2 separate regions of the Homo sapiens genome follow, and region 2 is linked to region 1. Evidence: chromatin contacts called from ENCODE Hi-C data. All regions are on one chromosome and are shown on one strand. Each heading gives the region's core, a stretch centred on a gene start or an enhancer-like site at or near the end of the contact. The rest is flanking DNA. Distances are from core to core; before and after follow the strand shown. Region 1 holds the start of DUSP11 (dual specificity phosphatase 11). Region 2 holds the start of SEMA4F (ssemaphorin 4F).

Region 1 (5,377 bases), core at 1,165-3,664:
CTCACCCCAATGTTGTGTCTTTTAGCAAATTGAAAGTGTAAGCCCAATACAGCTTTTCTAGCTTCTGAAAGATTTATGTCACGTTTTGTATCTTGTCATGTCTATAGACATTTGTAACATTTGTAGTTTTGGGCTACTATACACCTATTGGAATTTTTCATGCATTTCAGAAAAACATTGTATTATTTATTTATTTATTTCGTGATACAGAGTCTCGCTCTGTTGCCCAGGCTGGAGTGCAATGGCACAATCTTGGCTCACTGCAACCTCCGCCTCCCATGTTCAAGCCATTCTCCTGCCTCAGCCTCCCAAGTACCCTGGACTACAGGTATGAGCCACCACGCCCAGCTAATTTCTGTATTTTTAGTAGAGATAGGATTTTACCATGTTGGCCAGGTTGATCTCTAACTCCTGACCTCAAGTGACCTGCCCGCCTCGGCCTCCCAAAGTGCTGGAATTACAGGCATGAGCCACCATGCCCGGCCACAATATTTTACAATTTAATGTCAAATTTGAATGTGGGCTGGGCGCAGGGGCTCACGCCTGTCATCCCAGCACTTTGGGAGGCCGAAGAGAGCAGATGACTTGAGGTCAGGAGTTCAAGACCAGCCTGGCCAACTTGGTGAAACCTTGTCTTTACTAAAAATACAAAAATTAGCCGGGCATGGTGGCACACGCCTGTAGTCGCAGCTACTCAAGAGGCTGAGGCAGGAGAATTGCTTGAACCCAGGAGGCAGAGGTTGCAGTGAGCTGAGATCGCGCCACTGCACTCTAGCCTGGGTGACAGAGAGAGACTCCATCTCAACAACAACAACAACAAATAATTAAATGTTCCTAATTGTAGGTTTGTTATGTTCTGCTATCCTGTCTTTTTCTTTTTCCAATGAACAATTTATGAATATTGACACATTTTTAATGATGTGGAAATTTTCAGAATTGTAAATGTTTATGTATTTAAAACTGGTTGGAAAAGTACTGTCTCAAAAATGTTAATAAAGCTAGCAGTCTAGCTTTATTAATATTCATTTATTCAATAGCTCTGACCTTTCTTATCCTTGGTTTACCCAGCTCTGAAATGGTTGCAAAGATTACTAAAAATATATGTAAGTTACTTTCATAAATTAGAAACTAAGAAGTAAAAATTACTTTCAAAAATCTGCCATTGGCCAGGTGCGGTGGCTCAAGCCTGTAATCCCAGCACTTTCGGAGGTCGAGGAGTGCTGATCATGAGGTCAAGACATCGAGACCATCCTGGCCAACATGGAGAAACCCTGTCTCTACTAAAATACAAAAAATTGGCTGGGAGTCGTGGCATGCACCTGTAGTCCCAGCTACTCAGGAGGTTGAGGCAGGGAGAATTGCTTGAACCCGGGAGGCGGAGGTTGCAGTGAGCTGAGATGGCACCACTGCACTCCAGCCTGGTGGCAGAGTGAGACTGGGTCTCAAAAAAAAAAAAAAAAAGTCTGCAATCATAATTACTTACAGTTTAATCTGGAATTTAGTACTCTATTCTATTTTCAAAGCTGCTATAGGGTATGCTGTCCTTTGTAGTTCCACTTTTAGCAGAATTGAACGTTTTTCTAACGGGTACAGATCTTTATGCTTGAGACTGTGTGGAAACCTTGGACTTGAGCTCCACTCTCAGTTATTTTTTGTATTTGCTAAAACTTAAATACATTCTGTCCACCTCTAGCATGATACCTGGTATGTGATAGGAACCCAATAAAAGTTTGGCTTTGATGGGAGTGTATGTTTCTACATTATTTTTGGAGGGTAATTAGGTAGTATCTTTCCAAATTTTAAGTTTGTATGTGTTTCATTCCAGACATTCTACTTCTAGGAATTTAGATATAGTTGTATATATGTATAAGGATGTTCACATTGCAGCATTGTCTGTAACAAGATTTGAAAAGAACCTGAAAACAACTAAAGGTCCATTAATATTGAACTGGCTAAATACGTTATGGTACTTTTAATTATGTTACTCATAAGCAAGTAAATTGCCTATAGCCATTAAAAATAGAATCTATGTATGCATAAATTGACTGGGATAATCAGTGTTTAAGGTATACTGTAGAATATGTACAGTTACTCCTTTTGTATAAAAATAGAGGATATACATATATGTGAAAGTAAATATGTATACAAAATATGCAAAATGTGAATGTAAGCGCTGGTAAATATCTAGAAGAACACACAAGGAACCGGGGCGTGGGGCGGATCGGGCAGAGGGACTTCCCTGTGCCTCACTGTTTGAATTCTGAAGGGTGCATACACGCCCTTATTGACCTGTGCTACTGGCCTCTGGCTAAAGAGGGCGCTGTAGCCACCAAAGTCCTGTTTACAGATCAGGAGTCTCAGTAAGCCAGCGTGGCTACGCCATCACGACCGGCGGTGGCACATGCGCAATAGCGAGACGCTGGAGCGCGGCGTAGGTGGCTGCCGAGTCTTTTCCTGTTTAGGGTCTTATCCTGGCATTGAGGGCGCCGGACTGGCGCTTTTGGCCGACTTGGCATTGGGTGGGCGGCTTCTTGGGACCCACATGAGCCAGTGGCATCATCCCCGCAGTGGCTGGGGCCGGAGACGCGACTTTTCAGGACGCTCCTCAGCCAAGAAGAAGGGCGGAAACCACATCCCCGAAAGGTAGTATGTCTTGGTCCCTTGGCGTGGCCTTTCCAGCTCGTGGCTTCTGGGTCTGGGCTTCATCGTTTGTGGTCTCTGCCTCTCGCCGTTGCCATCGCAAGCTTGACTTGTCCGCCGCTTGCTTTGAGGCTTTGACCCTCTGCGCCACCCGCTGTAGCTGAAAGGGGCGATGTCTGTGATGTCCTGTGATTTCTCCATATTCTTGTAAAAGGGAGGTTCTGGCCATTGCTCTTAGGTAAAATACGGAAGGATTGCTTTAAGGTGGGACTGTTACTGTTGGGGACACTCCTTAATTCCCAAAATGGAACCTCCTCAATTCCTTGTTACGTTGGCACGGAAAGTGTAATGGTTTGAGTTAGGAACCCAGCAGTAGTAGCGCCCTGAGATCTCACATGGAAAGTTGGTTTGTATTGTTTCCAGAAATCACAAAGAGCATACTTTGTTACTTCCTAACAGGCCTCATTTGAAAGATAACTCCTTTATACGTACAAATGATTAATTTTGAGACTTTGCACGTAGGTGCATTGAACTGTTTTTACTCCTTGAGACCATCCTCCACCATCTCATACCTCAATAAATCCTCTTCATTTTATCTACTATCTTTTGACTGTCACTTTCTGTCAGTACCCTAATACAGGTCTTGCCTGACTTATTGCAGTGGGGTTCTAATTAGTGAATCTCCTGTTTGTTTTCTTCCAATCCGTTTTTTTGTTTTTGTTTTTGGGATGGATTTTTGCTCTTCTCCGCCAGGCTGGAGTGCAATGGTCCAATCTCGGCTCACTGCAACCTCCGCCTCCCGGATTCAAGCGATTCTCCTCCCTCAGCCGCCCAAGTTGCTGGGATTACAGGCGCCCGCCACCACACCCGGCTAATTTTTTTTGTATTTTTAGTAGAGATGGGGTTTCACCATGTGGGTCAGGCTGGTCTCGAACTCCTGACCTCAGGTGATCCACCTGCCTCAGCCTCCCAAATTGCCGGGATTAACAGACGTGAGCCACCGCGCCCGGCCAGTTCCTAGCATTATTAAGTGAAGTTCACAGTCCCTCTTCTAGCAGGTTTTCTCTTAAAATATGAACTTGAAGTTTCCTACTAATTGAACTTTATGGCATCAGTCGTATGAAAACTAAAAGCGTGAAGTGAAATAATTGAATTTAAATTATTTCAGTGAATATGTTTGTATTAATGGCACTTTAGTATCTGGTACTGGGCCAAGTTTAACAGGGATACAGAAGTTCTGGGTATCTCCGGTTTTATATAGGCCTTATTTGAGTTGTACTGTTGTGTTGGCTTGTGTTCGTTTTTATGATGGGGAAACAGGAGAGAAGGACGGTATAGGTCGTTACTTGGTGGGGTTTAATAAGTGGAGTGGCGAAATGCAAAGCAGAGAGGAGAGAGGACATGTTGTGCGGGCTATGATTCCCATTTTCAAAAAGTCTTATTTTGTGCAAGGAAACAAGGCTAACATACAATTTGGCTAACAAAAAATATATCTAATAGGTGGAAAGACTATCTCCCAGTTGGACAGCGGATGCCTGGGACTCGTTTCATTGCTTTCAAAGTTCCTTTGCAAAAGGTAAGCAAAAGTTAATTCAGTATTCTTTCAGGCATCTGAGTTCACCATGCAGAACACTGCTCTCCACTCTATCACATTCCATTTTCTCTTTTTATAGCAAATACTTTGTAATGACCCCTTTACTATCCTGAAATGAAGTTCATAGGTACATACAACCTACTTCATATTTTAAACAAAAATACCAATTAACACCCTAACTATAATATAAAAAATAAAATAAAAGTAATTTATAATAAAATAATATTTATTTCAATATATAAATGTTTGGACATGACTACATTAAAAGACATAGAGTAATAGTTGCCTGCGCCATGAATTCAAGAATTACAAATGTAGACTGATCTAGGTGGGTTGTATTGCTTTAGTGGTAGGAGTTTCTGTAATAGATTTCCAAATATAACAAAGTATAATCTTCATTTGGTTGATAAGGTGATTATTATCCTGGAAAATTCAATATATATTAGTATTGTACAAAAAATACTTTGTGTTTATTTGTGAAATGGAGTTAGGTTCTGAGGCCAAGCTAAATATGAACAGCTTTTTATCTATATTAATCTTGAATAGGACATCCAAAAGCCATTCAGGATGTGGGACACATTTGTAGGACTGTCCTGAATTTGGCAAGTTGTTTAGAATTTGTAACCCTTACCCACTGAATGCCAGTGGGACTCCTTTCCTTCCATGGTCACAATCAGAAATATCCCCCGGATCATCAAGGTCAGGATTTCAGTGGGGAAAATCTGAAGATTGTATTTTTGTTTAAACTAGGAAAGGAATAGGAGGGATAGGAGGGGAAAGCTTTTGACAGCCATAAAAAAGATGAGAAGGTGAAGACAAATAATTGTTTTCTAGATTCCATGTCTTTCTTATTAGACTTCCCCAGCATAGCTCAGATTAGTATCAGGAGAAGCCTACTTGAAACGTTTTGGGAATTTACTTAATTTGTGACTTATAGATCAGATTTCCTTTTTCAACTGCTGTGTCAGCTTCTCTGCATGTCTGGGCTTAAAAATGAGTCATTTCAGGCCAGGCCTGTTGGATCATGTTTGTAATCCAGTACTTTGGGAGGCAAGGTGGGTGTATCGCTTGAGTCCAGGAGTTTTAGACCAGCCTGGGCAACACTGAAACCGTGTCTCTACAAAAAATACAAAAATTAACCAG
Region 2 (5,347 bases), core at 1,101-3,600, 870 kb before region 1:
CAAGGAGAACAGAGTAATTGTATGTGTGAGGGACTGCGAACCGGGTGAGACAGGAGTCAGCCTCTGGCAGGAAGAGAGGAGAGTGATGTTAGCCATCGCTTCCTAAGGGTCAAGTCCACAAGAGCAAAACCAAAGGGGCCAATTTTTGTTTTCTTCCAAGTACCATTTATTAAGCAGCCATGGGGGAGAAACACAGCCTTGACAAGTGAACCAGAGATAGATGAGGCCAGAATATTTAGCACACAATCCAGTGGGTAAGTATGCTTTTTCTATAAAAATAGAGCACTAGCTGGACACGGTTGCTCACGCCTGTAATCCCAGCACTTTGGGAGGCTGAGGTGGGTGGATCACTTGAGGTCAGGAGTTTGAGACCAGCCTGGCCAACATGGTGAAATCCCGTCTCTACTAAAAATACAAAAAATTAGCCAGGCAAGGTGGCGCGCACCTGTAATCCCAGCTATTTGGGAGGCTGAGGCAGGAGAATTGCTTGAACCTGGGAGGCAGAGGTTGCAGTGAGCCAAGATCACACCACTGCACACCAGCCTGGGTGACAGAGCAAGACTCCGCTTCAAAAAAAAAAAAAATCTAAACCTCATATTAGCATTCAAAATTCGTATCTATTTAAAGACTGGAATAAGTTGGCATGAATTTACCTTCCTAGCTCAACCTCTGGTTCTGGGGACCCTACCCTTGCACCAATACAGCTCTGCTCTACCTGCTTCCTCTGCTCAGTACCCTCAAGACTGCAGACTGGACACCAACCCATTCATTCCTAGATGTACTGATGAGTCCCGCCCACTCCTTCCTCCCACACCCATACTTACCTCTGTGCCCACTCTCTCATGCTTAGTATAAGCCCTGGATCACCTAACTTCCCCTCACATCCTCAACTCTGCTTCACCTTGCTTGCCATCTAGACATCTCTGGATGCCTGGACATCAACCCAGCCTGGCAATCTCAACTTACTTTGTGGCTATTGCTTGGGTGCAAACTGAAACCCCAGGCTCTGGCCACAACTTCGCCTTCTGGAATCACAGCATCCCTATATGGCACTAGTCTGAATTTAAACTCTAAACTACTATTAACCAGTCCAGAGTTGTTGCCAACAGGTTGTACTCTTGGCTTCACTGGTTCTGTCTGCCCAAGGTGCTAATAACACTCAATGCCCACTGAGAAGACAACAAGGTCCACGGCCATGCTCATACCCACCTCAGCAGAGTCTAAAATGTGAATCGCCCCAATGATCACTTTTAACCTTGTGACGTCTCCTAGCTTCTTCCACATCTTTTCAAAGGATCATATCCCCCTCCTCTATTTTTCCTTCTGAAGACTTGAAAAATCATTTAAGCAGAACTTTACATCAACACATTGAATGGTTTACCAATATTCAATGTAGGGAATGGGCAGAGGCAGCGAGGAACACTGAGGAAGTTAAGAGAGTTAACGTGGATCCAATAATGGGAGAATGGGAGCTGCTGTCAGAGATGTCAGGGGAGCGGGAAGGGCTGTCAGAAGGGCCAAGAGGCTCGGATGATGTATAGAACTGATAGGGAAATGAATTGGAGAAGATGGAAATGCTGACCTGGAGATCGGAATGGAAAGCTGGAGTAGAATGAAAGACTGATGGGTCTGAAAGCAGAGTGGGCGTCAAGCTGGAATGATGGACCCAGGTGTATGTGCGGGGAAACAGGGGACTAAGGGAGACGGAACTTCGAAATGAACGACCTCGGGCAGCCCCCACCCGAGCTCTGGGCCTCAGTGTCCGAGTCTGCACGGTGAGGACTGGACGCTCCTGCGGCTCCGGGAATAGGGCCCGCTGGTGCAGCCTGGGCGTGTCGTGGGAGCCGAGGCGCGAGGCCCGGGCTGGGGATGAGGGGCTGAGGGGCGCGGGAGGGATGCAGAGAGGATGCGGTGAAGTGCGAAGATCTCGCCCCGGTCCCGGCGGGGCGTGGGCGGCGTGAAACGCCATACACCAGGCTGAGAGGCCCGGGTCCGGCCGAGCGGTCTGAGGAGCAGGTGGGTGTGGGTGTGGGTGTGGGCGCGAAGGGCTGAGGGCGTGGGCGTCCGCGCCTTACCAGAGATTGGAAGCGAGGTTCTGGGCACCGAGCGGGGGACGCGGCCGGATACCGGGCCGCTCAGCACCGCCAGCAGCAGTAGCGGGAAGGGCGAGGCTGTAGGCTGCCCGGGACCCGGGCGGGGCCGCGCAGCAGAGGCCGGCATCTTTGGCTCCGCCTGGCCGCGGGTGCGGCGCAAGCTACGGCCTCTGCTCAGGGCCCCGGGGCTACTGGCCTCGGCCCCACTCGGGTCCTCTCGGCTCGGTCCGGCTCAGCCTGAGGCTGAGGGATGAAACACCGCCCGGCTCCGCCCCCTCAGAAAGGGGCCAATGGTCGGGCCTCCTTCTTCCTCCAGCCAATCGGGATTGAGTGAAGGCGGGGCTGAGGGGAGGAGAGGCCTAACCCAGGCAGAGGCGGAGCTAGACCCAGGTGAAGGTGGGAGTTCTGCCTCGGAAGTGCGCTGGGGCTGCCACTCAGGGACCTCGAGTGGCGAGTTTGCTCCGGCCACTCCAAAAACTCAAACGCCCATAGCTGTACTAATAAGGAAAACTTACTAATAAGAGGACGTGGATACACGCACCAAGTTTCTCAAAATTAATACTTTGCAAGCATTTAAGGACGGCTGCCTATGTGCTGGGCAGGCACAGTGTAACGCGCGCGCGCACACACACACGCACACACACACACACACACACACACACGATTATACAGAAAATACTAAAAATCACGGCCCTTGCCCTAGGGAGTTCACACTGTAATGGGGCTTCCAAATGTAAGCAAATAACTGCAAATAGATAATTGCAATACGAAGCAATGCACGTTTGCTATAATAACGTGCAATAAGTGTGCAGAAGGGCCAGGTTTTGCCAGAGGAAATCAGGAAGGCCTCACAGAAGAGGTGACATTTGAACTGATTCTTCTAGGGTTGGTAGGCCTTTGAGGGCGAGGAACAAAGACTGCCTATGGGCATATCCACTTGGATATCCTATAAACAAGGCAAGCATAGGTCCTGAGGATAACTCACTATCTCCTCCATCCCAACCCTAGCTCCTTCTTTTTTTTTTTTTTTTTTTTTTTTTGAGACGGAGTTTCGCTCTGTCGCCCAGGCTGGAGCGCAGTGGCGCGATCTCGACTCACTGCAAGCTCCGCCTCCCGGGTTCACGCCATTCTCCTGCCTCAGCCTCCCAAGTAGCTGGGACTACAGGCGCGCGCCACCATGCCCGGCTAATTTTTGTATTTTTAGTAGAGACGGGGTTTCACCGTGTCAGCCAGGATGGTCTCGATCTCCTGACCTCGTGATCCGCCCGTCTCGGCCTCCCAAAGTGCTGGGATTACAGGCGTGAGCCACCGCGCCCGGCCCCTAGCTCCTTCTTCAAGCACTTAGTCTGCACTTAGTAGGTAGTCTTTGCTTTCTCCTCTTTCACCCCCATTGTATTAGTTATTTAGGCTGCAAAACAAATGTAACAAATTAACCTCAGAATTTGGTGGCTTAAAACAAACAAACAAAAGACATGGTCCCTGAATTCGAATTGCTTAGCCTGGAGGGAAAATCAGACATTTGGAATAAACTTTTATTATCTCTCACAATCTCTCTGCGTCAGAAATTTAGGAGTAGTTTAGCTAGGTGGTCTGGCTTCCAGTCTCTCACAAGATTACAGTCCAGATATCAAACGGGGCAGCAGTCCACTGAAGGCTTGCCTGGGGCTGGAGGATCCACTTCCAAGATGGCGGACTTCCATGCCTGCCAAATTGGTAGTGGCTGTTGGCAGTAAGTGAAGGTTGTTCTCCACATGAATTTCTCCATGGGGCTGCTTGAATGTCTTCACAAAATGGGGTGACTTCCTCAGAGCAAGTGATCCAAAAGAACAAGGCAAAAGAGCAAATGATATATTTGTGACCTAGCCTCAGAAGTAACACACAATCTCTCGGCCATATTCTACTTGTCACACAGGGCAGCCCTGATGCACTGTGGAAGGGGACTTCACCAGGTGGTACAGGGATTTCACTGGGAATACAAGGATTTCAGCCTCCTTTCTTGGAGACTAGCTACCATGCCCATATGTAAGAAATCACTATGTCCTTATAAATCTGACTAAAAAGTAACTTAAATCCATCCTTTTCTTTCCATTATCATCATAGTTCAGGACATCATCATCATTCACCTGGACTGTGTGATAATTTCATTTAAAAAACAAAAACCTAGCCTCCAGTCCCTCCCCTTCCAGACTGCCATCAGGATAATCTTTCTAAAGTGCAAGTACTAGTTCTAGTTTGTTCTTTCAACAGTTATTAAGGGCCTAATATGTGCCAGGCATTTTACTAAGTACTAGAGATAAGATTAAGACATGGTCCGTTGGCTGGGCATGGTGGCTCATGCCTGTAATCCTAGCACTTTGGGAGGCTGAGGCAGGAGGATCACTTGAAGACGAGTTCGAGACCAGCCACGTCAACATAGCAAGACCCTGTCTCTGCAAAATAATAATAATAGCAAGGCCTGGTGGCACACACCTGTAGTCTCAGCTACTTGGGAGACTGAAGCAGGAGGATCACTTGAGCCCAGGAGTTCAAGGCTGCAGGGAGCTACGATCACACCATTGCACTCTAGCCTGCCAAAAAAAAAAAGCCATTGTCCTTGAATTCAAATTGCTTAGCCTAGAGGGAAAATCAGGCATTTGGGATCAGTACTTCTAATCTTCTCTCTGAAATCTTCTTTCTAAAACCAACCTCAACACAATGGAACCCCTGCCCCCCGTCTGAGTTTCTTCCTCTAGCCCACTATATGCCTTTCCTAAGCTGCTTCTCAGCAGTCTAGTCTAGGCCTTAGTCCCTTCTCTGAACATGACTTATTGGTTGTCTTTTGATTTTTTTAATATTTTTTCAATTTTTTTCACAAAACATACAATAAGAGGTTCTTATTGTGCAACCTAATTGCACTTAAGTACATGCATTCATGTACCCAATGTACATATTAGTGAGTTAAATTTTTAACAAAGTCATACTTACATTATATTTATCTTTACTTCAGGAGCTAAATTCTCATTTTTTTCCCTATCATGTTGCATTTTATTCTATTCCATTTTTTTAAATGCTGGTTGCAGCCCACTAAATTGATTTTACTATTCATTAATGAGTTGAGATCCCCACTTTGAAAAAAAAAATCACTGTTCTATGTAGTCTCATTCATACTAATTTAGTTAATAATGATTTTCTAAATCTACATTTCTAGGCCATATCTTTCTCTTCAGCTTCTGACACACACATCCAAGTGCCTAGTGGACATTTCCACACAGTGT

What was found. A loop is a pair of places that touch in the nucleus more often than their neighbours do. Pooled maps may share reads with other maps.
Region 2: a loop to region 1 is called in a pooled map, with 9 times the contacts of the local background. The contact joins the promoter of SEMA4F here to the promoter of DUSP11 in region 1. A Hi-C loop is called at or near these places in 5 of 50 pooled maps.

Annotation. Positions count from the first base shown.
Region 1 is chr2:73,777,140-73,782,516 of GRCh38, reverse strand. It overlaps DUSP11 (dual specificity phosphatase 11), which reads left to right and starts at 2,414. Exons shown (of 9, transcript NM_003584.3): 1 at 2,414-2,643; 2 at 4,141-4,216. The coding sequence starts at 2,543. RefSeq lists enhancers at 2,443-2,512, 2,593-2,642, 2,773-2,922.
Region 2 is chr2:74,651,250-74,656,596 of GRCh38, reverse strand. It overlaps SEMA4F (ssemaphorin 4F), which reads right to left and starts at 2,350. Exons shown (of 14, transcript NM_004263.5): 1 at 2,076-2,350; 2 at 1-63. The coding sequence starts at 2,220. RefSeq lists a silencer at 2,074-2,503.